7 separate regions of the Homo sapiens genome follow, and regions 1, 2, 3, 4, 5 and 7 are each linked to region 6. The links are chromatin loops, found by intact Hi-C in ENCODE. Cell type or tissue: OCI-LY7. All regions are shown on one strand. Region 1 has its middle 14 kb from the start of PPP1R2B. Region 2 overlaps HAVCR1 (hepatitis A virus cellular receptor 1). Region 3 overlaps SGCD (sarcoglycan delta). Region 4 has its middle 380 kb from the start of SGCD. Region 5 overlaps SGCD (sarcoglycan delta). Region 6 overlaps TIMD4 (T cell immunoglobulin and mucin domain containing 4). Region 7 has its middle 10 kb from the start of MED7.

Evidence for each region. Hi-C counts contacts between places; a loop is a spot of excess contacts. Peaks named below come from ENCODE experiments on the same cell type or tissue, not always from the same donor. Only the 100,000 strongest peaks of a DNase experiment are listed, where the experiment ranks them.
Region 1: a loop joins it to region 6, with 6 times the contacts of the local background. A loop is called at or near these places in 7 of 110 quality-filtered maps.
Region 2: it touches region 6 in a loop (10-fold over the local background); 5 of 110 quality-filtered maps call a loop at or near these places.
Region 3: a loop joins it to region 6, with 11 times the contacts of the local background. A loop is called at or near these places in 3 of 110 quality-filtered maps.
Region 4: it touches region 6 in a loop (7-fold over the local background); 16 of 110 quality-filtered maps call a loop at or near these places.
Region 5: a loop joins it to region 6, with 6 times the contacts of the local background. A loop is called at or near these places in 5 of 110 quality-filtered maps.
Region 7: a loop joins it to region 6, with 9 times the contacts of the local background. A loop is called at or near these places in 11 of 110 quality-filtered maps.

The regions. Positions count from the first base shown.
Region 1 is chr5:156,834,407-156,838,406 of GRCh38, forward strand. No RefSeq gene overlaps it. Among named protein-coding and RNA genes, the nearest start is that of PPP1R2B, 14 kb to the right of the region's middle. In OCI-LY7, a CTCF peak has its summit at 1,736 (motif pointing right); DNase peaks (open chromatin) are centred at 445, 735 and 1,685; H3K4me3 peaks cover 1,486 bases; H3K27ac peaks cover 1,942 bases.
Region 2 is chr5:157,025,708-157,029,707 of GRCh38, forward strand. HAVCR1 (hepatitis A virus cellular receptor 1) reads right to left here. Exons shown (of 9, transcript NM_001173393.3): 9 at 3,706-4,000. Among named protein-coding and RNA genes, the nearest start is that of HAVCR1, 31 kb to the right of the region's middle. In OCI-LY7, CTCF peaks have their summits at 72 and 1,547 (motif pointing left); a DNase peak (open chromatin) is centred at 1,534; H3K4me3 peaks cover 432 bases; H3K27ac peaks cover 351 bases.
Region 3 is chr5:156,716,695-156,720,694 of GRCh38, forward strand. All of the region lies in intron 7 of SGCD (sarcoglycan delta), which reads left to right. The region is part of intron 4 of LOC105377673 (a long non-coding RNA gene); the gene reads right to left. Among named protein-coding and RNA genes, the nearest start is that of PPP1R2B, 130 kb to the right of the region's middle. In OCI-LY7, CTCF peaks have their summits at 2,480 (motif pointing right) and 3,969; a DNase peak (open chromatin) is centred at 2,507.
Region 4 is chr5:155,942,108-155,946,107 of GRCh38, forward strand. It overlaps a transcript of SGCD not described here. Among named protein-coding and RNA genes, the nearest start is that of SGCD, 380 kb to the right of the region's middle. In OCI-LY7, CTCF peaks have their summits at 1,897 (motif pointing right) and 2,100; a DNase peak (open chromatin) is centred at 1,904.
Region 5 is chr5:156,670,169-156,674,168 of GRCh38, forward strand. The region is part of intron 7 of SGCD (sarcoglycan delta); the gene reads left to right. Among named protein-coding and RNA genes, the nearest start is that of PPP1R2B, 180 kb to the right of the region's middle. In OCI-LY7, no CTCF peak of the experiment used is centred here; no DNase peak of the experiment used is centred here.
Region 6 is chr5:156,933,284-156,937,283 of GRCh38, forward strand. The region is part of intron 5 of TIMD4 (T cell immunoglobulin and mucin domain containing 4); the gene reads right to left. Among named protein-coding and RNA genes, the nearest start is that of TIMD4, 28 kb to the right of the region's middle. In OCI-LY7, CTCF peaks have their summits at 1,786, 1,992, 3,529 and 3,728; DNase peaks (open chromatin) are centred at 109, 674, 1,768 and 3,888; H3K4me3 peaks cover 1,107 bases; H3K27ac peaks cover 4,000 bases.
Region 7 is chr5:157,130,670-157,134,669 of GRCh38, forward strand. No RefSeq gene overlaps it. Among named protein-coding and RNA genes, the nearest start is that of MED7, 10 kb to the right of the region's middle. In OCI-LY7, CTCF peaks have their summits at 1,529 and 1,735; DNase peaks (open chromatin) are centred at 482 and 1,532; H3K27ac peaks cover 726 bases.

The DNA.
Region 1 (4,000 bases), 99 kb before region 6:
CCTCTACCTCCCAAGTTCAAGCAATTCTCCTGCCTCAGCCTCCCGAGTAGCCAGGATTACAGGCATGTGCCACCACGTCCAGCTAATTTTTGTATATTTAGTAGAGACAGGGTTTCACCACGTGGCCAGGCTGGTGTCGAACTCCTGACCTCAAGTGATCTGCCTACCTCAGTCTCCCAAAGTGCTGAGATTACAGGCGTGAGCCACCACACCTGTCCTATTAACCACAATTTTAAAAAGGGAGGTCTGGCACAGACTTTGCTCTTTTGCCTCCTTTGTCCTTTCTTCCTGTCCAGAGTACAGATCATGCCCAAATCACATAAGAACCATCTAGAGACCAAGAGGTAATTAGCAAGAGGATGAAAGCAACATAGTATTCATGATGACAAAGTAGAAAAATAGCCTCGGGGTCCCTGTGGCACTAGCAGCCTCACAGTCCAAGCCGACTTCCCCCAGGTTTTTTATTATGAAAGAAAAATGAAGTCTTCTTTGCTTAAGGTACTTAGCAAATTTTCCATTACTTGCTGCTAAATACACTCCTAATAGATACAGCTCCCTGTTGCCTACTCACAGAAATGCCTAGCAAGGCGTCTAAGACCCTTCCCAGTCTTGCCCCCACCTCCCTTTGCAGATTTCTCTCACCCTTTTTTCTCATAAGAACTCGACTCCAACTTTGCTTTCTCTAAACAGAATGTTCACCACCCTGCTCTGTGTCATCGCTCACGGCAGCTCCCTACTTTGCATGCCCTCCCCCGACCACCTTTGCTTAGCTACTCTTCAGCTCCACCTCTCCCAGAAACACTTTACCTTGCTCCAGCAAGAAGTAAAATGCTCCTTCTTCTGAAATTCAAAGAGCGCTATTTGTATGCCATCTATCACCAGTATCCAATCCATCAGCAAGTCTTTTCAGACCTATTTTCATACTGCATCTCCCCAAAAACCACTTCCAGACATGACTACTCATATTATCTACTGCACACCACTTTTAGCTCTCATATGGATACCCAAAATGGCCCTGATCTGGCCTACGTATTCCATTCTTACCCCTCTCCCTCTGGTCCATTTCTAACACAGGTGCCAGAATAATCTTTTTTAAAATGTTAAGTCAGATCATGTCATTTCCTGCTCAGACCCTCCAGATGGCTTCCCAACGTCCTTGGAATAAAATCCAAATTCCTTTCCGTGAACCACCTGCCCAGCACCTCACAATGTGGTCCATTCTCCCTCTTCAACTCCATTTTTGCTCCTTTCCACCTGTTCACTCTCACTCAGCCATGTTAGCCATCCTCTGTTCCTTGACAGCGCCAGTCTAATTCCAGACTTAAGGCATTTGCACTTGGCATTCCCTCTGCCTGGAATGATCTCCTCCCAAATCTATACATAACTCATTCCCTAACTTTTCTGCTTCAATGTCATCACCCCAGATAGGCCTTCCCAGACCACCTTACCTAAGATAGATGACCCAAACACACTATCTAACCTTCATTATGCTTTGTCTTTGTAGCATTTACCTGACCCTGAGTTTATATATACATGTATTTTTTAAATTTTCTTGTTTATTATGTAACTCCCCTCTGGATCGTCAGCTCTGGCAGAGCAGGGGCTGTGTTCCGTCCATCACTGTGTCTCTAGCACCTGCCACAGTGCCTGGCACATAGTAGGTGTGGCTACTGTAACTCCTTCCTGTTTGTTTACAATCTGAGTACCTGCTTCATTATGGCCACTAGGTGGATATCTACAACTTGAAGTCACATCCAATGTTTCCTCCAGTTCTTCCTCCTTCTCCTGCCTCCTCCATCCTGCCATTCACCCTCTATACCTATTACAAAGCATAGAACATCGAAATATTGGAAAAATGAAAGAGCTTTTCATTTCTGGTTTTATTTTAAGTGTATCAGCAATCTCTTTCTTAATATGTAATCTTACCTAAGCTAACAAAAATTGTCTTCCACCAATATTTAATTACTCTTCCACAAAATGGTAAAAACTCGATATCGCTTCTTTCCATTTATATAAGGTCTTACATTTTAAATAATTTTGATACTAATGACTATATCATTTTATTCTATTTTTCTTTCATTAGAGAAAGTGAAGTTCTATTTTTTATTTTTATTTTATTTTGAGACAGAGTCTCATTCTTGTCACCCAGGCTGGAGTGCAGTGGTGTGATCTTGGCTTACTGCAACCTCTGCCTCCTAGGTTCAAGCGATGCTCCTGCCTCAGCCTCCCAAGTAGCTGGGAGCTCACCACCATGCCCAGCTAATTTTTGTACTTTTAGTAGAGACGGGGTTTCACCATGTTGGCCAGGCTGGTCTTGAACTCCTGACCTCAGATGATCCGCCCCCCTCGGCCTCCCAAAGTGCTGGGATTATAGGCATGAGCCACCGCAACCAACTGAAGTTCTATTTTTCAATTTCATTAGAAAAAGCAAAGCCACTTTGAATCCTTCTTGCAAATAGACATAAATATATTTTTAAATACAAAAGATAGTTTAAAAATCTTAACAAATAATGGTGTACTATTTAAAAGAACAGAATCACTAGCAACCACGAGCCCTTACACACAAATATTTGTTAGCTTCTCTTTCTATTTCTGCTTGGAATCATTCCACTAGCTGACTGCTACTGAAATCTAATTTTCCAAGTTTCTTAAGAATACCCTTTCAATGCCAAGTCTCATTCCAAACAGCAAATCTCATTGACCTACGCCCATGACTGAAGTTCTAATGACTAAAATCCTTCAGCAGCGCTACTATTTCAGATCAAGTTATTAAAACTATAGTTCCCCTCAAATGCACATTGATTAGTGAAAGAAGCCAGCCTGACTGGCAACACACTGTAGGATTCTATACGACAATCTGAAAAAGGCAAAAATATAGAGGGTAGAAAGATCAGTGGTTGAATGTACTATCACTAAATTCTACACTTAAAAATGGTAAAAATGGCAAGTTTTATGTCATGTATACTTTACCATAATTTGTTTGTTTGCTTTTTGAGACAGTCTTGCTCTGTCACCCAGGCTGAAGTGCAGTGTTGTGATATCTGCTAACTGCCACCTCCACCTCCTGGTTCGAGAGATCCTCCCAACTCAGCCTCCTGGGTAGCTGGAACTACAGGCACACACTGCTATGCCCAGCTAATTTTTTGTTTTAGTTTTTGTTTTGTTTTGTTTTGTTTTTTGTTTTTTTTTTTTAGTAGAGATGGGGTTTCACCATTTCGGCCAGTCTGGTCTCAAACTCCTGACCTCAAGTGATCCACTCACCTTGGCCTCTCAAAGTGCAGGGATTACAGGCATGAGCCACTGTTCCTGGCTGGTTTTACCATAATTTGTTGAAGGGCAAAAAAAAAAAAAAAAAAAAAAAAAAGAGCAAGTGTCAGAGGTGCAGGATGAGAGGTGAGGAGGAGTAATAGGTAAATCACAGGGTGGGTTTTAGAGTGGTAAAATTATTTTGTATAATACCATAGCCAAGAAAGCCATGAATGCATAAGCACGTGCATGTGTCAAAATACACGGAGCTGTCAAACACAGAGAGTGAACCCTAATATAAACCGTGGATTTAAGGCCCAGCATGGTGGCTCACACCTGTAATTCCAGCACTTTGGGAGGCCGAGGCAGGCGGATCACTTTGAGCTCAGGAGTTCGAGACCAGCTTGGGCAACATGGTAAAACCCCATCTCTACAAAAAACACAAAAATTAGCTGGGCGTGGTGGCTTGCACCTGTGGTCCCAACTACTTGAGAGGCTAAGGCTGGAGAATAGCTTGAGCTAGGAAGCAGAGGTTGCAGTGAGCCGAGATCAGGCCACTGCACTCCAGCCCGGGTGACAGAGTGAAATCCTGTCTCAAAAATAAATAAATAAATAAATAAACAAACAAACAAACAAACAAACTATGGACTTTAGTTAATAAGAATGTACCAGTATTGGCTCACCAATTGTAAGAAATGTACCATACAAATGTAAGATGTTAATAACAGAGGAATCTGAAGGAAGGCGGGGAGAG
Region 2 (4,000 bases), 92 kb after region 6:
TTTTGTATTTCTTCCCTACTAAGCTCCTTAGAACCTGGAGTTCAGGGTTGTTTCCTGAAGAGCACCTGACACCTGTGTGACTTGCCACAAATTTGATCCACTTTGACTAGAGCTCACAGCAAGTTGAAGATGGCTGACCCAAACTAAATGATGAGCCAGAGAAAATATCGAGTCGGTTTTCAAATTTGTTCCATTGCTGTTTTGTTAAAACAAAGCTGTTTTGTTTTCAAGAGACAAACAAAAAAAAACTTTTATTAATGAGTATGCATATAAATAAACCTAGACAACCACGAAGAGTCCCTCACAGTTTCATGTATTCACAGAATTATTTCATCTTTAAAGCCATCAGTGAACAATTAGTTCTGCTACTTGTTAAAGTTGTGCAAAATTTCTCAATTTAAACATACAGTCTTAATTATACCACTGTTCTAATGTCCCAAGACTGATTGGAGGTAATGGAATCTCAACAATATCTTAAATAGTAATTTAAAAAATTCATTGCGATCTACAAGACTAATATATCTAAAGGAAAATAATTCATATTCACTAAATTCCTCCCCTTTCTTCCTTCTTACCTATTCTCCCTTTCACTTGACAATTTTTTTCTACAGTATATGATGATGGCCAAATTACCCAATATCAACTGTTTCAAAAAAGAAATGTTATTTTAAAAGATACCATACAGCAAGAGACTTATAGGTGTAACACCATTGAAATTATTTGCTAAGCCCTGGCCAGGCACGGTGGCTCACACCTGCAATTCCAATACTTTGGGAGGCTGAGCAGGCAGATCACTTGACATCAGGAGTTCAAGACCACCCTGGCCAATATGGTGGAACCCTGTCTCTACTAAAAATACAAAAATTAAGTGGACATGGTGGCTATCCCAGCTACTCAGGTGGCTGAGGCAGGAGAATTGCTTGAGCCCGAGAGGCAGAGGTTGCAGTGAGCCAAGATTCTGCCACTACACTCTAGCCTGGATGACAGAGCCAGACTCTGTCTCAAAAGAAAAAAAAAATTATTTACCAAGCTGTGTTTTCGTAGTGTTTTTTAATTCTCCAAACTGCTTCAGTATCTGTAGTGTTTTTTACATTTCAAAGACTTCTCACATGTAACATTTCATTGGAATTAGCACTGTACATCATAGTTGATATGGAAATTATTACATCTACAGATGAAGAAAATGTAGACGTAAAGAACCATTTGCTCTAATGTCATCCAGTGTAACTGCTAAGAGTTAGGATTAGACTCAAGTCCTATCCCTAATCCTGTATACTACCCTAAACTCCTAAGCCCCCATACATTGTACTGCACAGAATGCTACTAGTGACTGTACTCATGCATTCAAACAAGTTTTGGAAATGTGTTAAGCAAAGCTAACCAGATTCCTGGAGTATTACGCATCATAAATCCTCAGGAAGGATCCAGAGAATAGGGCAGTTGCCATAAAGTTAAAAGCCCCACAGGTGTCAGGCAGGTAACAAAGGTGAGCATGCAGGGAACATAAGGATTTGGGGATTAGAGGATGCAGCCCCATCTAGTGGGACCCTGGTCACATAGCAATCCAGTCCAATCTTGCCAGGTCTTTCCAGAGAAACTACAAATCTTGGCTTTAATTTCAAATCTCCAATTTTGTGCATGTTGCCTCAAATTTAAGAAAAAAAGACACTATAGCTTTTAAAAAATAAAATTTTTGACCAGATCGGGCTGGCCACATTTGGGAAAACTGAAATACCATGTATCACAATCTTATTTGCCCACAGAATTTTCCTTCAAAGGACCTATAAATTTCCTAGAATGATAACTGCGTTAAAAAATGTTGCCTCTGGCTGGGCGCGGTGGCTTATGCCTGTAATCCCAACACTTTGGGGAGGCCAAAGCGGGTGGCTCACCTGAGGTCAGGAGTTGGAGGCCAGCCTGGCCAATATGGTGAAACCCTGTCTCTACTAAAAATAAGCTGGGCGTTGTGGCGGGCATCTGTAATCCCAGCTACTCAGGAGGCTGAGGCAGGAGAATCACTTGAACCTGGGAGGTGGAGGTTGCAGTGAGCCAAGATTGTGCCATTGCATTTCAGCCTGGGTGACAAGAGCAAAACTCCATCTCAAAAAAACAAAAACAAAAACAAAAAGTTTCCTCTGAAAGCAAGCATCCTGTTGCCCCAGACAACTATGGTATGGGTAGCTCTGAACCTCAACCATGAATTATTTCAGAGTTTACTCAAACTGAAATTGAAATTAATACCCAGCCTTAACTGTTCATGTAGAAATGTTTCTTTTCTGACAAATCTAGCCCTTGCAAATCTATACTTAGTAGAGAACAGTGTTTCTCCATGTTGGTCAGGCTGGTCTCAAACTCCCGACCTCTAGTGATCCACTCACCTCAGCCTTCCAAAGCCCTGGGATTACAGGCATGAGCCACCATGCCCGGCCGGCAAATATATACTTCTAAACAATTATACTGGTTTAGTATAATTGTTTTTTATATATTTTTATACTGACTAAAGATATCCTTACAATAAGCCTAATTGAATTGTAAAAAAAAAAAAAAAAAAAATACAGGAATTGATTAGATATGAGAAAGACACTTTGCCTTTCCAAAACAATTTTATCTTTTTTTTTTTTCCTTAAATTTTTTTCTTAATAGAGATGGGGTATTGCCATGTTGCCCAGGCTGGTCTCAAACTTCTGGGCTCAAGCTACCTGCCCACCTTGGCTTCACAAAGTGCTGGGATTACAGGCATGAGCCACGGCGCTAGCCTCCTAAACAATTTTAAACATGAAAGTGGTTTGGAGGCGATTTAGAATTTGGGTCAAAACTAGTGAGTTTCAAACACTTATATCTGCAATGTAACTTATAAGGCAGAAAAGGCAGACTTTTCCCTACTCCCGCCTTTTTTTTTTCTTTTATTGCTGATCTTCTTGGTTCTAAAAATTTGTTCAGAAAGCCTGATGGTTGTTTAAATGCTTAGCACCATGACACACGTGTAATAAAAATTGCATAAATGGACCAGGCACGGTGGCTCATGCCTGTAATCCCAGCACTTTGGAAGGCCAAGGAGGCTGGATCCTCTGAGGTCAGGAGTTCGAGATCATTCTGGCCAACATGATGAAACCCTGTCTCTACTAAAAAAATACAAAAAATTAGCTGAGCATAGTGGCGGACACCTGTAATCCCAGCTACTCGTGAGGCTGAGGCGGGAGAATTGCTTGAACCCGGAAGGTGGAGGTTACAGTGAGCCGAGATTTCACCATCGCACTCCAGCCTGGGCAACAAGAGCAAAGCTCCATCTCAAAAAAAAAAAAAAAAATTGCATAAATATGTTAAATCACCTGGCAAATGATTTTCTTCCCCTGGTGTCTATGTGTTCCATACTATTGTAGGCTCTTTAACTGGTAAAACAGCTACCCCAATTCAGAGATCCAGTACTTAATGCATCACATTTCCAGAGTTATGAGAAAACAGCTAAACCTGTGAGTTAGACTCACTTTGTTTCCCCACGGAGGAAATAAAAACCCACGATTTGAAACCTTTGGAAAACATAGGAAATGCAACATTTGGAAGTATAACATAGAAACAAGAGATAATCATACAATGCTTCCAAATGAAGTCTCACGTTGGATTTGCTGGTTTTTAAGACAGATTCCCCTCTTCTGGACAGCTGTGATGGCCAAGATAGAAGTTCATTTGCTATGTTTCCAGGGACTATTCTCTTTGATGTATACAGGATTTATGGGGTCTAAAAAGAACATACAATTATAAAGTGTTCATATTTGAGAGAAAACTGCAATGATCAGAAGGATTGAGCCAGTTTTAGCATAAAAAATTAGGACTACATTAATGATGAGGTTGACTATACACAGTTTGGAGTGAGAGAGTTACTCTACCCAGTATCACTGACATGTTGGAATGCCAGATGAAACTGAAACAGAAAAATTGTCTTGGGGTCTAAAAGACGTCTGATGTGCTGATGTCTGTTCAGTCTTCTGCACTCATGGGCGTA
Region 3 (4,000 bases), 220 kb before region 6:
AGAATGCTTTGTTTCCTTAAAAGGCTTCTCCTTCCCATTAACCAGCTCCCTTGTCTCTGAGACAGCGTGTCATGCATGATAGAAACACAGCCCATCCCCTGTAAAGGACTGCTATGTCATTTACACATCTGTTCCTCCTCCCTCGATAGGGGTGGAACAGAGAAGCTCTTTAGGCACACATTCAGGAAGCTAAGCCCCAATTCTTTCTAAACTAGTTTTCTCCATATTATGCTTTTTAATTAAACCTTTCAAGGTTTAATTAGGAAACAACATGAGTCATCTTTGTTTCTGAAAATGTATTTGTGGTTTGGCTAATTATGTAGTGAGATTTAATATGATTTCTCCTCATGTGTGAAATTAATACATTGAATATTTTTAAAAGGAAAACATCTAAAGCATTTACCTGGGCACCAGATGGTGAGCAAATAATCAGTTCAAAGGAATTCCTCTTAAAGTAATGCTAAGAAAAGCTGTGCTGGCTTTAACTGGGTCACTTTACATAGGATGCCTCAAAGAGAGAGAAACACTGTCTCTTAACCAATACATCCATTCCTGCAGCCTTTAGTGTCACTCCATTGCTTGGAGATAAGATCTAGCTTTCTTTACAAGGTGCTTCACTCTAATACTGACTCCCACCCAACTCGTGAATGCTCTTCTCCAACTACATCCTACACTGTCATTCTTCAAAACCATGACGCTCCCTCATGCCTTGGTGGTCTTGTACATGGTGTGGTTCTCCCTGCAGTGCCTTGTCTCATTGTTTTTGGATAAACTTATCTGCATTTGAGTTAACAATATCTTTATTTTCTGTATTCTGATGCTTTGACATCATGGGGGAATTGCTGACGCTGGAGGAACTGCCTCTTGCAGGGTTGGTGAATTCCTAGACACAGCAAACAGCTGCCTACCTGCAAACCTCCTTATTTCATATGCAAACCATCTAATCTAGGGAACATATCCAACCACCTCCATGATCAGGCTCTCACTTTCTGGACCACTGTCTCCCTCCCCTAATCACTCCAGGGTCAGGTGCCAGACAACTGGGGACAGCCCCTCCACCCAACACCACTGAAAAATTCCTCAAACTAGCCCATCCTAAGCTTGCTATGTCTTTGCTTGGTCTCTCCATGGAACCCACAATAGAGGCTCCTGCCCACATTTTCCCTTCACTCCCTGTGCCTCCTGACCAACCCCCAAGGCTTTCCTATGTGACCCCTCTTGAGTGGCATGATATGCCTCTGCCTCTAGGGATCTGTAGGCATAAGGTTCTTCCATCCTGACAGTACTTTCTATGTCTGCTTGTTTTAACTGTAACCAAGATTTGTCATAATTGGTTATAGTAAAACATCTTTCCAAGTGCAGCTCAAAAGCTACTTTCTCTGTGTTGGCCTCTCCATTTCTCTTCCAAAGATGCTTACTGTTCACAAGCTGCATTGTAATACAAACATGTCTGTCTTCCTCATTAGGCTAAGCTTTCCTAAATTCCATGCCATGTTCTTCTCTGAATTCCCAACCTTTAGCATGAGGCCTGACATAAGTACTATGCAGTACACATGAGGAGTACGTGAATGAAATGAAAATAATACACCCTTTCAAGCTGAATCCATTAGTAGCAGATGAGTCAGAAAATAGTAGGGTATGAATGTTTCCCTAATTCTCCCAATATGAATGGGCACTGTAACTTGTTGGTTCAAAGTACAAGTCCCTCAATTTCAACTATGCCATGTCCCAAGTATGTGGCTTTGGAAAAGGTGTTTCTTCTCAATGTGCTTTGGTTTTTTTATCTTAAATATAGGGATAATAGGCCAGGCTCAGTGGCTCACACCTGTAATCCCAGTACTTTGGGAGGCCGAGGTGGGTGGATCACTGGAGCCCAGGAGTTTGAGACCAGCCTGGGCAACATAGCAAGACCCAGTCTCATAAAAAGAAAAAAATATAAATTATTTTATATAGGGATAATAGTAGTATCTATCTCCAAGTGCTTTAAAGATGAAATGGGCATGGTGGCTCACATCTATAATACCAGCACTTTGGGAGGTTGAGGCAGGAGGATCGCTTGAAGCCATGAGTTCAAGACCAGCCTGGCAACAAAGTGAGACCCTATTTCTACCAAAAAAAAAAAAAAAATGAAAGAAAAAAATTAGCCAGGTATGTTGGTACATGCCTGTAGTCCCAGCTACGTATTATATTATATATATATAAAGATGAAAAGAAATAAGGCCACAGGTCTTTTGACAAACTCTTTGCTCTACCTGTAATACTCTTTTCTTCTCCTCCTCTACTGCCTAACCCCTCCTTACCCTTGATGTCACAGCCCCAGGGCCACTTTATTAGAGAAACCTTCTCTTATGTTTATGTATACAAATATGCACACACACATACAGAGAGAGAGAAGTGGAAGGTGGGGAAAATAGAAAAAGATTTATTTTAAGGAATTGGGTCACACACTTGTAGAGGCTTGGCACACAAAATTTTCAGGGTAGGCCAGCAGGTGGAGACCCAAGAAAAGGTTGCAGTTTTTTTGCCAAAAGACTGCCTTTTGATACAACTGTTGTTCTTCCAGGGAAGTCAGTCTTGTTCTATTGAGACTTTCAACTGATTGGATGAGGCCCACCCACATTCTGGAGCCTAATCTGCTTTACTCGAAGTCCACTGATATAAATGTTAATCTCATCATATATTATAGATATATATATGATGTATATATACACACACACACACAGAGAAACATCTAGAATAATGTTTGACCAAATATCTGGACACCGTGTCCTAGCCAAGTTTACACATATAATTAACCATTAGAGATTGTAACCTGAATGAGGGCAAGATTCAGTTTAATATGCCTAACTGCTGTATCTAGCACATTAATAATTATTTTTCGAGTGGACATACAGTACTGCAGAGTACATACCTAAATGCATAGTCTGTGGTGGATGGTGTTGCACTATACAATAGAAACTTAGGAAACAGCCAGGACCCAGCAATTTAAACGGCTGTCATATGATGAAAGGAAAGTTCCCAGAACATCCACTAGTGAAGGTCTGTAAGAGGGGTGATAGGTAGAGGGAACCAACAAGATGACCCTTTAGCCTAGGCCCTAAGCACAGAGGGTGACGGCAGTCAAAGAAACTTTTTTTTTTTTTTTTGGCTATCTGTCAGTTTTTGTTTCCAAACCCCAATGTAGACTTTAATAAGCAGAGCTGGATCACACTTGGGTCACAAGGATTACACAGTTCTCCTTAATCTCCTTTTACCAAAGACTGACCCAGAGAGAAACACTCTCTAACAGAGGCCCACCTCAAATGCCTTACTGCTCCTTCCAGGTACTTAGCTCCTACCCTGGTAGTCCCAGAAGCTCTACCCCTGCCTTCTCTGCAGGAGGGAATGAGGACTGGCAGAACTTTCAGATGCCACAAGGAGCCAAAAGAGACCACGTTTGTGTACATCACTTTTTATCTAAGTGTTTCAATGAACAGTCACCGAGCATCAATTCAACAAATGGATATTGAGCACCAATTATGGGGAAAGGAGATGCAACAGGCCATATAACTAATAAGCAAAGGTCAGGCAGGAATAAATATTAGGGAGAAAAAAGAAAGTAGGACCAGTAGGAAGGTGAGCATCTGGGGAGGATTCTGTTATAAATGGGTGGTCAGGAACGACCTTTCTAATCAGCTGACATTTAAGCATACACCTGAAGGGACTGAGCCAAGTATATATTTGGGGAAATGTGTTTGTGCAAAGGTCCTGAGGATGTATCATGCTTTGTTCGGGGAAGAGCACAGTAACTGATGTATCTAGAACAGGGTGAAAAAGGGGAAGAATATTCAGACAGGAGGATGGAGAAGCAGCACGGAGCCAGATGCAATGAAGCATTCTGGATGATGTAAAGACTGGACCTCTCTCCCTGTCTGAGGTGGCTACCACCTGTGGGTTTTGAGCAAAGGCCTGAAATCAGGGTCATGAAGAATCAATGGGTGCCCAGCAGAGGGCCTGTACT
Region 4 (4,000 bases), 990 kb before region 6:
TAATATATTATATATGTAATATAGTATTACACATATACATGAACAGACATGAACTATGTGAAGATAATGGAGACTGGACAAAAGCAAACAAATTGGAGGAGAGTCAATACTTGAAAGAGGGGTATGGCAGTGGATAAGTTTTGTTTTTATAGCATTTATCTATCATCTATGTATCTATGTATGTACGCATGTATGTATGTATGTATGTATGTATGTATGTATGTATGTATCTATCTATCTATCTATCTATCTATCTATTGTCTGCCTACCTACCTAATCAATCACGTGGGCTAAAACCCTCAATCTTTCTGGCATGAGGAATTTGAAAACAGAATTTGGGGCAACTTGAGAAGTTGAAAAGTAGGAGAGAGAGAATTCTAGAAAGGACAGCACAGTAGTGGAAGCCCCAATTCTTCATATAAACTCTTGTCAAATCTCTGGTTGACCCCTAAACTATGCAAGTATGAAGGCTAAAATAATTGAACAGAGATTTCAGTGGCTGCCCAATGCAATGGAGGCAGAATTTGGAGTTTCAATAAAGTCAAGTGTTGGCTAAAATAAACAAATAACAATGACAGAAACAGATTTCAGAGGAACAGAACACAGATAGAAACTATGATGTACAATATGCAGGATACCTATCAAAATTCCTAGACACAGACATATGAACAAATAGGAAAATGTGAAGATACTTAAGGCAATAAACCAAGGCAACCCCAAGATAATCCAAATGTTAGAATTAGCAGCAAGGATTTTAAAACAGGTGTTATAATTATGTTCAACCATGTAGAGTACAATGTGTTCATAATGAGTCATCATAGTCTATGTTCTTCATGAACATTCCATAATGCCTCCTAGACTTTTGTTAGTGTGTTTTCCACATAACAGATTTAAAAAGTGAAGGACAGAAAAGTGTCTTGCCTAAATTATTTGTACAGCTATGATAGAGTTGAGGACAAAGTCCAGGTAATCTTATTCCCTAAGTAGATTTTCCATAGAGGTTAGGAGCTCAGATGCCATAGTATATCTGTCTTGGTTTGAATCACTTACTAGCTATATTAATATATTTAATTAATCTAAGCCACCTTTTCCTTAAATAAATTACTATGAGAACTACACATGCTATTGCATATAAAATGCTTGACAAAAGTGTTTGACACATAGTCCCCAATAACATTTTTGTTACAATCACTGTTGTCATCATCATTATCATGCCATCCTATATTCATATGTGGAATTCTGCTTTATTGGTGAAATTTAATTACTACATTAATTAGTGAAAAGGGAAGAATCTACCCTGGGAGTCTGTTTCTTCATGTATTTATTTAAAATTTAGTAAGCACCTACTTCGTACAAGAAACTGTGCTTGATCTAGGAGAGACATAGGCATATATAAGACATGATGGTTGTTATCAATGGACTGTAATAACTAATTTTAAAAATTAAATAATTTGCATAGAAGGGAAACCAATAAACTCCAGAACTATATTTTTCTGATTTTTCATAGTTGGTATAGATGAGATGATTAAAGTTTCACAGGTGTAATAATCCCCTTAATGTCAGTAACAAATAGTCATCCAGTTCCTCTTTGGGGGTTGCTCAACCCTACAGGAAGTGGAAGCAAATTATAGAGCCACTCCTCTGAAAACATGTACACACCAACACAATTTTGAACTCAAATGTAGGGATTTACTGACTCTCAAACTCTATTTACAGACTCTCCATTGCAGACACCTCTACTTTTAATAATGCAAAACTGGCTCCTTCAAAGTTACCCACTTTACTGTAAAGCAGCCCCTTTATTGTCGAATAGCTCAAAGGTGAGAAAAAACTTCCTCAGAGCTGAAATTTGCATCTTTGAACCTTCCACCTGTTCAGTGGTCCTCCTTCTGTCCTGCAGAGGGCAGCCTGCACCATTCTGCATGACCACAGCCCTGCAAGTATTTGAAGATAGTTTGTTCTGCCTTGGCTGTCTCTGGGCTGAATGTCTCCATTTCTTTCTGTGGTTATTCATTTCTCATGGGATGCAGACCATTTATCAGCCTGATTGCCTTCCTCTAATTGTGCACTAGCTCTGTGAGTTGTTTCCTTTAGTCACACAGTAATATATACTTACTGTAAATTAAGATCAAACCAAAACCCAAACAAAGGAAAAATTATAGGGTTTTGTATGGGGGGATAAAAGTAAATGTGTATATATGTATTACTTAGGCAAATCACATTCTTATGAACGATGATTGTTAAAGGTTTGCAGATGCCATTCCAGACAATGACTAGGCATGTGCTGTGCATTTATCTGTATACACACGTGTTTTTTTCCTACTCAAATTGCACTGTTCTCTAGCTTTTAAAAGCTTAATCTATGATAGACATTGTTTTACCTTAAGCTATAGATTACCTCGTTGGGTCACATGGCATCAAAAGTATAGAGTTGAGAACAGAACACAACATTTTAATTATTTAACTTAGAATCAGCGCTGTTGTTACAGTCATAATAGTTTTATTTGTTCAACAAATATGTATTGAAGACATACTGTGTTAAGTGCTGCGATAAGAACATACACTGTGAAGATATGAACCTTACCCTCAAGAAACTCATTATCTAGTGGCAAAGACAGATAATCTGACAAAAAATGTGGTAAGTTTATGATTGCACTGAATTTGTTTCCAACTTCGGGTCATATTTTCTTCTCCTTGTCTTTGTAAACTAACCTTTAGCATATCTTTTTGAAGTTAGGCTAATCTTTAAATACATGATCTTTTGTCTTCCCAAATACATGCCTTTGAAGATGTAAGAGCCATGCAAAAAAAAATAATAATAATAAGGGAGTGTAAATCTCACCATATAGATGGTGGCCCAAGTGAACAAACACATACCGAGAGTTTTTCTAGATACCAGTGGTTTTATTTGTTTCTGATTTTAGGTACCAAAAATAAACCACATCAACAAATAGATAGAAGTTAAGTTTACAGATAAATTTCCACTTGTTTTCAAGAAGAATTAATATCAGTTAGAACTGTCTACAAATGAAAATTTTGAGAACCAATGAGGTCTGTGTTATTGGATACATTCAAGCAGAGTTTGTAAAACCATGTTAATACTGCCAAATGAACTAACTGGCTTGGAGTAGACATTCAGTAAATATTTGTAGAAGGGATGGAAGGAGAGAAGGGAGAAGACAAAGGACAAGAGGCAATAGGGAAGGGAGAGAGAACTTTTAGTCATTCATTCAAAAATATTTATTGAACATCAACTCTGTGCCTGGCTCTGTGTTAGTTACTGGGAAAACAGTGGTAAGAACAATAGAGATGATCCCTTCCACTCATAGGATTTACAGTGTAATGGGGAAGACAAAGACCAAGTAAAAACATCACACCAACATGCAACTACAAATGATGGTAGGTTCTGGAAGGCAAAAGCCTGAGGAGCTGTGAAAGCATTTGCAGAGGACGGAACTAGCCTGAGGCTTCAGGGAAGACTTCTCTCATGATTTAAGTCTTCTGCTGAGCCAGCAAGTGGAGTGTCCAAGCATAAGTGCAGATTGTGTGTCCGGAGGGTGGTGCCAGGGACCCTCAAGGAATACGAGAAAGACCAGTGTTCCTGAAGCCCAGAAGAGGAGGTGGATGGCGAGATAAGATGGGGCTGGAGAAGCGGCCAGGGACCAGCTCAGGTAGAGCCTTGAAGACCACAGTGAGGAAGTTTTCACCCTGAGGATTTAAAGGCAGGAGCGACTTGTTGTGATTTGCTTTTTAAAATATCACTGTGGCTGCTTTGTAGAGAGTCACCTGGAAGGGTGGATGTGAGGGAACCAGTTCAAGTGGGACAGTACAGTTCAGATGTGACAGGGTGGGAGCATGAAGGGAGGTGGATGGATCGGAGAGATATACGAGGTAAAATGGGCAGAGCATTGTGATGAAACATGGATAGGAAACTGAGGGTACATGCAGTTGGAAGGTGTCAAGCGTGACTCTTACAAATATTCACATTCCACTGGGTGGC
Region 5 (4,000 bases), 260 kb before region 6:
TAAAAATCATAATGAGAGGGTATAAAATTGTGCTTTTATCCATGTGGTCAGGACGGACATGACATTTTAAAAATAAATGATAATCTCTCAGCTTTTTAGAGCAGAATGGGCAAGCGTGTTTATTTCCCGAAATTCCTAAGTTGTGGCCATTTTCTTCCTCAAATAGAGTAATGTGATTTTATTATTGTTTTTAACTTGATTAAAATGTCAGCCACTGTCATTTATTATGGAAAGTGTGTGGGGTATATTCTGTTATTCTTCACCAATACGCAATTGCTTTCGACTCTTCCTTTTTTTCCCCTCAGTGGGATGCCCCTGCTGGGTGTATAGACAGAAAATCTTGCTTAATTACCCCTTTCATGATCCTGGCTTGAAGCCAGCCTTGTTTTATTCCACTTATAACCTTTTCAAAACAAAGAGTAATGGGAGTTTAGAGGAACAAGCTTACAACAGTTTTTACCTGAAATAAGTTGAGAACCAGAAAGTACATTTTTTAAAAATATCAGCCAAAGGGGTTCTTATTTTTTCCTCAATCCAGAACTTTCCATGGTTTATTAGACTATAATATGAATGAGAGTAAGACGATCAGATCTCAGGGAAAACTAGATAAGCCTGTCTAATTTCCTGGCCATGGGCTATGTGCCATGTTGGGCTAGATGTCCTTCCTTGTTTGCTGTCCTTCAGTGGCTGTCACTAACTTGAAGGTAAAATTTCAAAGCAATAGCATTCATATACAATCTTAGCCATTGGTCGAGTCATCTCCCATTACCCTTTCCCCCTCCTTTCACCTTTTCTTAGTTGTATTTCTTCCTCTGCCCTTTCCCTATTTTCCATTCCTTCCACTAAGCATGTAATTCCTGCTGTCATATTTTAATTTCCAATGTTCTTTACACTATGGTGGTTTCCTTTTATAGCATCCTGTATTAATTTCATAGAGATACTGTCTTCTTTTTTCTTTTTGAGTCTATTAATAATAGTTTCTCTCAAGTTTCTTCTGTTTTCCACATTAAAAAAAAAAGAAAGAAAGAAAGAAAAATTCAGGTCTCTGGCTTTCCAATTGGAGCTTTATCAAATGGTTGGTGATTCATGGATATCTATTGATTCTTTTTTTTTTTTTTTTTTGAGACAGAGTCTCGCTCTGTCACCCAGGCTGGAGTGCAGTGGCTCAATTTTGGCTCACTGCAACCTCTGCCTCCTGGGTTCAAGTGATTCTCCCGCCTCAGCCTCCTGAGTAGCTGTGATTACAAGCTCACACCACTACACCTGGCTAATTTTTGTATTTTTTAGGAGAGAAGGGGTTTCACCATGTTGGTCAGGCTGGTCTCGAACTCTGGACCTCAGGTGATCCACCCACCTCGGCCTCCCAAAGTGCTGGGATTACAGGCATGAGCCACTGTGCCTGGCCCTATTCATTTTTAAGAATGAAGCAGTAAGAGTCTGCTGGAAAGTTTTGTGTACATAGATGGGACTTATTGGGTGGCAGGCTTCTAGGTAGAAGCATGAGCTGGGATTTTTAGGTGGATGCTTTGTGTCAGTGCATTTTGCATTGTCATAAAGGAATACCTGAGATTGAGTAATTTATAAAGAAAAGAGGGTCATTTGGCTCACAGTTCCACATGCTGTGTAAGAAGCATGGCACTGGCATCTGCTAGGCTTCTTGTGAAGCCTCAGGAAGCTTTTACCTGTGGCAGAAGACAAGAGGAGCCAGCATGTCACATGGCAAGAGAAAGGGAATAAGAAAGAGACACCGGGCTCTTTAAAACAACCAGCTCCCATGTGAAATAATAGAGTGAGAACTCCACTGTGAAGGCACAGTAGAGTTTATTTATTAGGGACCTGCCCCCATGACCCAAACACCTCCTCTAGGCCCTGCCTCCATCACTGGGAGCCACATTTTAATATAAATTTGAAAAGGATAAATATCCAAAGTATATCAGACCCCAAATGTCAGAATCTGTAGGTATTTTCTCTTGGGCTGGTCATTTTCCCCAGAGAGAAATCCTAATCCCTTGCTTGGGATACATCTGGTTGTCAATATTGTTCATATTGGAGTGTTGGAGGTTTCACTCTTAAATATGTAAGTTTTCATATAATTCCATTTTTAGTCCAGCACTGTTACCCTCAGCTGTCCTGGTATCACAGATTCCAGAGTTAACCTCAAGTCTTAAACAGTAAGGGTGGTCTGGTTGCCAGGATGTACATAGTGAAGAAACAGTCTCTAGGGGTCTTATGGTTTCTCACAGAGACCTAAACAAATCTTCCTGAGTGCAGCCCCACCAGATGCTCCCAGCCACAGAGGTGCCTGGTAGCTCTGATTCCTGGGCCTGGCCATGAATTTACAGCTTGAATCAACCCACAGCTCTGTCTTCACCAAACCCACAGGCTCTTAGCTTTTAGCTTCCCGTCATCTGCCAAGGAAATTACTATTTGTTGCTTGCTTTTCAACTTCCAAAGCATTGTTGACATGTTTCTTCTGTTCTTACTTCTTCTCTCTCCCTTCGTCCCTTCATCCTTATGGGTTTGGGTCATTTTAGGGTCCATTTATAGCCATTGTATGAGTGTTTCAGGAAAGAGCAGAGGTAGACAAAGGTGTTCAGTTCAGCGTTTAATCAGAAGTCCTCTGTCCCCTGTCCGTAGGCTTTAGATATCCTGCCCTTCTCTTGTTTGCTGTAGAGTGCCTTAGAGCCTTTATGTTGCCGTTCTCTTTTCTTGAAGCACTCGTCTCTACATTTTTCTAGATAATTCTATTTATTTTTCAAGTCTCAGCTTTAATGTCTTTTCCTAACCTAAGGACATCTTTCTTGGTACACCCTAGGCTCACTGTACTTCCCCTATTACACACATACGCAGTGCCCTACACGTCTTCATTTTTGGATTCATTGACTGAAATGTCTTCCACCTTTGCCATTGTCTGCAAGGGGTTTCAAGTTAGATGAATCATTACAAATCCATTCCCCTCAAAAGTGTGTGTTCAGCCAGCATAAAGATAAGTAACTGTCTGCAACACATTGTTTATGAAGGAGGGCTGTCAAAGCTTTCCTGGGGTCTGTAGTTATGCCTAAGCACATATTTATCTCATGCCTTTCTTTTTTCTATTCATAATATATCATTTCCGAAAGAGAATAATCCATTCCTCTTTCATTTACTGAAAGCAGTTTTAAAACTTCACATTCCTTTTTTGTTCATGGGCTGTGCAATAGTCACGCTTCAGCAGAACTGTGCTTAATTTGAAGCCCCTGGCCTACGGTTCCTATTCATCTTCTCAAGCATGGTTGTCGTAATTCACAGAGGAAGGCCAAGTCCTCTTTTACCCAGTTATACCTTTCATTGCCGCTTCCTATTCACAACGGAAGATGAGTTTCCAGTTCTTTGAGCTTTTTTCACAAATATAACCTGACTCGTTAATGATAATTTTCCTTGCCTGGCATCTGGGCTCAAACACACTCACTCCAGAATAACAAAGCACAGAGGAATTTGAATCCCTTGACAATCCAAGCACCATATCCCTAACCTTGAATAGAAAATAGATGCTAATAAATTCAGGGTCTTAAAAATGTGAATTATAGTCACTTCACACTTCGTGGCAGCTTCATGCTGAAGAAATAGCTTAAAACTTAATTACAATGCTTGTCCCTTCCTTAAGTGCAGATGACATTCTTCAGATAGATTTTTGCCATGACATGTGAGGAACAGAGTTTAGAAGCTAATAAGTTATTCATGATGGAGAATATTGACTGTGTACTGATTAAAGTGTTGACACCTTCCTAACATAATGCATCTGTCTATTAGTGTATGGTTCTCCCTCTGGCCCTCATAGAATGCTCTTTGGGAAATGATGAAAATGCCATTCAGCCTTTGAATGCAGATGTATGTATTAATAGCAAATGTGCCTGATGAGTGGGATTAAAATGGAGAGCAGAAGGCGTTAGGCTTCTTCTGATTGCCTACCCCTGCAAATGACTAGGCTGCTCTTTGATAGCCATTTGTGAGACACACAAAC
Region 6 (4,000 bases):
AGGTGGAAGGGTCGTTTGGGGCCACAACTTTGAGACCAGCCTGGGAAACATATCAAGATGCTCTCTCTACAAAAAATTTTTGTAACAAATTAGCCAGGCATTCTAGGCTGCAGTGAGCTATGACTGGTTCACTGCACTACAGCTTGGGCAACAGAGTGAGATCTCGCCCCCCAACCCCCCCCCAAAAAAAGCTGAAAAGTGAAAGGATATAGTCCAAACTGTAACAGTGATAATCTCTTTATCTGTTCATGGGTGAGAGTGTTGTTTTGTTTTGTTTTGTTTTGTTTTGTTTTGTTTTGTTTGAGACAGAGTCTCACTCTGTCTCCCAGACTGGAGTGCAGTGGTGCGATCTTGGCTCACTGCAACCTCCACCTCCCAGGTTCAAGCGATTCTCCTGCCTCAGTCTCCTGAGTGGCTGGGATTACAGGCCCAGCTAATTTTTGTATTTTTGGTAGAAATATGGTTTCATCATGTTGGCCAGGCTGGTCTCAAACTCCTGACCTTGAGGAGCTGTGATCCACCCACCTTGGCCTCCTAAAGTGGTGGGATTATAGGTGTGAGCCACCGTGCCCGGCCCTTTCTGGCCCTTTACGGAAAAAGTTTGCAGATCCCTATTGGTCTACTGGTGCAAAAACAACCCCCATGGTATCAAGGAATTAATTTAATTGTAAGAGCCTTCAGAAGTTAGGGTAATAATAGACTTCCTTTTCAACATGGCTATGCTTACCGTGGTACACCAGAACCTGCTTTGTCACTTAATTAGAACTGTGCTATGTGCAGTTCTGAAATGGCATTACAATTTTAGACAAGAAGATCTTTTAAGAATCCACTTTTAATATCATCCCCGTTCCCATCCTATTCATAGAAACTTGCTTTAAAATTAGCAGAGACTTCCTCTTTGAATACATTTATTGAGCTCTTACTATGTGCCAGGCACAGTTATAAGCACTTTGTATAAATTATAATTTTTTAAAAACCTAGAGACAGGGTCTTGTTCTGTCGCCTAGGCTTAAGTGCAGTGTGCAATCAGGGCTCACTGCAGCCTCAACCTCCCAGGCTCTGGCTCACGGTATCCTCCCACCTCACCTCTGCTTCCCAAATAGCTGGGACTACAAGTGTGTGCCACCACACCTAGCTAGTGTGTGTGGTTTTTTTTGTTTGTTTGTTTGTTTTGTTTTGTTTTGTTTTGGTAGAGATGGAGTTTTGCTATGTTGACCAGGCTGGTCTCAAACTCCTGGGCTCAAGTGATCCTCCCAAGTCGTTCTCCCAAAGTGCTGAGATTACAAGTGTGAGCTACCATGCCTGGCCAAATTATCACATTTAATGTTCATAAACCCATTTTACAGATGGTAAACTGAGGCTGAAAGAAGTTACATTGATTGCCCAAGGTGACACAAACAAAGGAAATTTGAACCCAACTCTGAATGACTCAAAAAAAAATGTTCTTAACGAATCTGACAGAAAAGAAAAAAAGCATATTATAATCCTACTTGAAAACACAAATTCTCGAATGAGTGAGCTTCGAGCCAGAAATCAACGGAAAAGAAGAGCACTCTGTCTTCTCAGTGGGTGCATTTTAAAACAGATATCACATATGTTGACTCATCATTGAATTCATAGATGCTGGGACTCATCTGTCCTATGTTTAAAACAAAATTAGTTCTGAAATAAGTCAACTCAAAGATACAACTTCAACGCAATCCTAGAATTTTAGAAGTGACAAGTGCAAGCCTTCAGAGAACAGTTTCTTTTCTTTCATGGGTAGCCTCGGGCTTACGCTGCCCCCTGTGGATCATGGGCGATATGGTCTTAAAAAATCCAAAAGAGCAAAAGAATCCAAAAATCACAATCTGAATGTTTAAGAGTTGGGAGGGATTTGAAATTGTCTCCTCCAATTTCTTTTTTTTTTTTAATTTGTCAAGAGGGAAGCTGAAATCTAGAGAGAAAAGTTCATTTGCGCAAGATTTTACAGTAAATAACAAAGGAAGGGACTACGTATTTTGCTGACCTCTACTCAGAATTCATATTTTCTGACCTTTCCCAGCAGCACTAATACAAATCCGGAATTTCAAAACTCCTTTTGAAAGTGGAAGCACACATTTATTGAATTCGCATGCTTGCTTCAAATTCTAAAGGACTTTACATGTTTTTATACACTTAAATGAATATATACACTGAAATGAATAAATCAACAGAGCATTACATACATCAGTCAGGCGTTCCTTAGTTCCAAGGGAAGAATTGGGTGGGGTCCATGTTGGTAATTTTGAAAGAGAACAGAGAGCAAGTTCTGTTGGCACCCAATGTGGTTCAGAAAGAGAAAGAAATGGTGAGATACTGTCACATTTCACGCAGATTAGGTAGATAGAAGGAAACCAGGGATTCTAGAACACCATTGTTCAAGAGGCACCTTGGTTCTGAACCTTGGCCTCAACCTTCCACTAGCAACAAAATCTCATCAACCTTGAGACACCCTAGCAACAAAATCTCATCAACCCTGTGAGAGCCTAGAGTCACCTCCTTAGGCTTCTGTTCTCATGTGCCAATAGCTGAGGGTCTCAGTAAAGCACAGATAAGACCTCATTCCTAATCCTTCATCACTGGACTCTCCTCTGGAGGGCAATGTCTAGCACTGGGCTTTGCCCACATTAGCTGATCAATAAATCTTCAATGAGACCAGGCACGGTAGCTCATGCTTGTAATCCAGCGCTTTGGGAGGCCGAGGCGGCCAGATCTCTTGAACGCAGGAGTTCAAGACCAGCCTGGGCAACATAGGGAGACACCATCTCTACAAAATAAAAAAAAATTAGCTGGGCATGGTGGTGCATGACTGTAGTCCCAGCTACTCAGGAGGCTGCGGCAGGAGGATCGCTTGAGCCCAAGAGATAAAGGCTGCAGTGAGCCATGATCACACCACTGCACTCCAGCCTGAGCTGCAGAACGAGACCCCATCTCAAAAACAGAAATAAATAAATTAACTAATCTTGATTGAGGGAGGTGGGAAGATCTGCATTTGACCTAAAACACTCAGAATTATTGATAACAACAACAATAATAATAAATGGCTACCATATACTGAGCACTTACTGCATGCCAAGTACAATGTGAAGTACTTCTCATGTTCTTAGTTAATTCTCAGAAAATGCTCGTCAGTAGTTCCCATTACTGCCCTCATCTCACAGTGGGAAACTTGTGGCCTGGAGAGGTCAGGCAACTTGCTCAAGTTGCATAGTAGGAAGGGACAGAGCAAATCTTGGAGCCAGGATCATTTAACTTCAAAGCCCAAACTCCTATCCTCTGGGCTCTATGGACTTTGGAAAATGTGGCAAGATGAGTGCTGGAGAGTGAATACAATGGGAAGAGTGGCTCACGCCTGTAATCCCAGCAGTTTGGGAGGCCGAGGTGGGCAGATCACCTGAGGTCAAAAGTTCAAAACCAGCCTGGCCCACATGGTGAAACCCCGTCTCTACAAAAGTACAAAAAAAAAAAGAAAAAAAAATTAGCCAGGCATGATGGCGGGTGCCTGTAATCCCAGCTACTCAGGAGGTTGAGGTAGGAGAATCGCTTGAACATGGGAGGCAGAGGTTGCAGTGAGCCGAGATGGCGCCCTTGCCCTCCAGCCTGGGTAAGAGAGCGAGACTCCGTCTGGAAAAAAAAAAAAAAAAAAAGGAAATGAAACCCCAGTCCTGTACCACCTGGATGGGTACAGTTTTTGGAAAAGAGATTCTAATAATCATTATTATCGATGATTATTATTGTGAGTACAATGTAAGCATCTGAAAGTGCACAAAGCACTTTCACATACATTATCTCATTGGAGCTTTAATATGAGTCTATGAGCTAAGTAAACTTGGGCAGACTTATTGAAAGAGGAGGAAATGAAAGCTCTGAGGGGTCCATATCTTGCCCAAGGCTGCATAGCTAATAATGAGAGCTAGTGAATGGTAGGGCAATGACATCTGATTCCAGGTTCCACTTCTTTTCCTCTCTAATATACTGC
Region 7 (4,000 bases), 200 kb after region 6:
TTATTCATTTATTTTTGTATTTTTTTCTGGCAATGTTTGGCAGACTTGCCAGCAAAGCTATTTTTTGTTTGTTTGGTTTTGTGTTTTTGTTTGCTTATTTGCTTTTGCTAATCAGCTGACTTTAAGATTCACCAGTATAGCTATTTGAACTTTTAAGTTTTCTTTGTGAGAAGATTTTGACTATTGATCCATTTATTTTAATTGTTAGAGAATTATCCTGGTTTCCTATTCCTCAATCTGTATTGGTAATTTTCTAAGAATGTGTCCATTTTGTCTAAATTTTCTAACTTATTAAAAAATCCATATTTTACTTTTTTACTATAATAATGTCCCCCCTTTCATTTCTGCTATTATTTGTGCCTTCCTCTTTTTTTTTTTTTTTTTTTCGTTATCAGTCTCCCCTGCAAGTAGCAGTGACTCAGAGCCCCAGAATCAAGCACCACTTAAGCCTCCAGGGCACTCCTGCTGCCCTTTCAGATCAGATGCTTCTGCACAGATGTTTAGCGGGCCCTGAGTATGTCGCTTCGAGGCAAATGAGTTTCAGAAAGAATTAGGATGGGTCTCCACGGCACGTGTTACCTATGCAACAAACCTGCACGTTCTGCACATATACCCCAGAACTTAATATAATAAGTATAATAAAAAAAAACTAAAAGAATTAGGATGGGTCTTCTCTTTCATTCTCAGCGTTAGATGGTACCTACGCTATGCGGAGATGTGTATTATGTTTACCATTGTTAAGGAAATTGAGTTTTATGGAAGTTTTTTCTTTTTTGAGACGTAGTTTTTCTCCTGTTGTCCAGGCTGGAGTACAATGGTGCAATCTCAGCTCGCTGCAACCTCTGCCTCACGGGTTCAAGCAATTCTCCTGCCTCAGCCTCCCGAGTAGCTGGAATTACAGGCATGCGCCACCATGCCCGGTTAATTTTTTTTTTTTTTTTTTTTAGACGGAGTCTCGCTCTGTCGCCCAGGCTGGAGTGCAGTGGCACAATCTCGGCTCACTGCAAGCTCCGCCTCCCGGGTTCACGCCATTCACCTGCCTCAGCCTCCCGAGTAGCTGGGACTACAGGCGCCTGCCATCACGCCCAGCTAATTTTTTGTATTTTTAGTAGAGACGGGGTTTCACCGTATTAGCCAGGATGGACCCGGCTAATTTTGTATTTTTAGTAGAGACATGATTTCACCATGTTGGTCAGGCTGGTCTATGAACTCCTGACCCCAGGTGATCCGCCTGCCTCGGCCTCCCAAAGTGCTGGGATTACAGGCATGAGCCACGCCGCCCAGCAGGAAGTTAATATACGAAACCGAGATATACAGCTGATTAAACAGTAGAGCCCTAGGATTCTGGGGTGTTTTCCAACACCAACCATTTCTCTAATTCAACAGACAAAGTACGTATCTAATGATTCAATTTAATTCTGACACTAACTACCCAGAGTTAAGTTAGGGTAAGCAGTACCTCTGAGTTTCTTCATTTTAGTCTACTCTGCAACCAGCTACAGCTCTTAAATCTGAGGTAAGAGTGCCACTTACTGGTAGCCTCATCACAACGCAACTTGAAACCCGCTCACAAATTTAATTCTAAGTGCCAGTGGCATGCAAAAGAAAAAAGGCTCAGTACGGTATGCATATATTAAAACATTACATTGTACCTCACAAATAAATAATTTGTCAATTAAAAATAAAATAAAACTTAAGTGCTTTGTAGCCATTCTCCTATTTAATCCTTGGATTAATCCTATGAAGAAGCTTCTGTAATTTATATTTCTGTGATTTTTTATTAGTAGCTTTGTGAAAACACTCCAAAGTTTAGAATCCAATTACCTACATCATAGCCCACCAGCCAAATCCAGCCTGCTGTCTGATTTTGTACTCTCACATCTAAGAATAATTGTACATGCTAAATAGTTGGAAAAAATCAGAATAATTCACATATGAAAATTATTGAAATTCAAAATTCAATGTCCATATAGAAAGCTGTATTGGAACCGAGCTCTCTTGTTTATGCATTGTCTATGGCTGCTTTCGACCCACAGCAGTTGAGTAGCTGCAATGGAAACTGTACAGTCCTCAATGCCTAAAATATTTACTAATTGAATCTTTACAAAAGAGTTTGCCAATTCCTGACCTAGATTCCAACCTGAGCAAACCTAAACTCTAATCCTCAATTTTCATTACTCATAAAATGGGGATAATACCTACTAAGAGTTTTTAGGAAGATTAGAATTATAAGCACAGAATCTCCTTAAGATACTCATAGAAGTCTAAGCTAAGACATAAGCACCTTAATATGTTCAAAGGGAACTCATAGTTTCCATCTATAAATCTGTTCAGCCCAGTATCAAGTAGTATTTGCAAGCATGGATTTTAGGGTCAAAATATTGGCTCCACTCTTGGTTTCGCTACTTACTTACCTACGTGACTTAGTAACAACATGAGGGAATGGAGAGGCAATGAAGTATGAAGGTTGAGTGTTCAGGCTTGGAAAACTAGAATGCCTAGTTTCCATCCTGGCTTTGCCACCCACTAGTCAGTTAACCTTGGGTAAATTACATAACTTCTCTGAGCCTCCACTTCCACATCTGAAATATGAGTGTAAAAAGAATACTGATTTCATTCAGTAGTTGTAAGGCTAAAATGACTTTATTTATACAAAGAGATTAAAACATTGCCAGCAACTTACAGCCATAAATACCATCAGATTTAGAAGGTTCTTCACAGGATTGTTCTAAGGATTAAATAAGAGAACAGCTACAAAGCACTTAGCACCATTTGCAGTACTTAGAAATCTATCAGAGTACAGCTAGTACCCTTCCTACTGATTCTCTGTATTTTAGTAAAATCTGATGAGAAATCAATTGCAAACATAATTTCTCATCAGATTTCAGATAAAAACCCAATTCCTTCCCTTGGTTCTCTAAATCATGCACATCTGTCCTCCACCTGCTTCTGAAGCTCCAACCTCCTCCCTCACCATATTGCAGCCATAGTAGCCTTTCTCATCCAAATTATGCCAACTTTCTATCTCCTCATGAGATATTTGCACCTGCCGTTCCCAGTAACCTCAGGGCTCAGTGCATGAGTTGAAGCTGCCTTTCTTTATGTTTTTGAGACATGGTCTCACTCTGTCACTCAAGCTGGAGTGCAGTGGCATGACTGTGGCTCACTGCAGCCTTGACCTCCTGGACTCCAGTGTCCCTTCTACTTCAGCCTCTGGAATGGCTGGAACCCGTCATGTGCCATCACATCCAGCGAATTTTTAAATATTTTTGTAGAGATGGGGTCTCCCTATGTTGCCCAGGCTGGTCTCGAACTCGTGGACTCAAGTGATACTCCTGCCTCAGTTTCTCAGTGATGGGATCACAAGTGTGAGTCACCGTGCCTAGCAAAGTTGCCTTCTAAATTCCTTAACAAATGTGAGGTTAGGCATGGTGGCTCACACCTGTAATCCCAGCACTTCGGGAGGCTGGAGGATTACTTGAGCTCAGGAGTTTGAAACCAACCTGGGCAACATAGTGAGACCTCATCTCTACTTAAAAAGAAAAAAAAAGTTTTAGGCCGGGCATGGTGGCTCACGCCTGTAATCCCAGCACTTTGGGAGGCCAAGGCAGGTGGATCACGAGGTCAGGAGATCGAGGCCATCCTGGTCAACATGGTGAAACCTCTTCTCTACTAAAAATACAAAACTTAGCTGGGCATGGTGGTGCACGCCTGTAGTCCCAGCTACTCGGGAGGCTGAGGCAGGAGAATCACTTGAACCAGGGAGTTGCAGGTTGCAGTGAGCCAAGATTGCGCCACTGCACTCCAGCCTGGTGACAGAGTGAGACTCCATCTCAAAAAAAAAAAAAAAGTTTTAAAAGACAAAAAAAAATGTACACATTCCTTGAAAAGGGAAGATAATGTGGACAAGGTGCTTTGAACAGGCAATAGGAACATAACTGGAAGCAAGATTCTTCTGAAGGTGCTGTAATGGCTGAGTGGTTAAGACACAAACTTATCA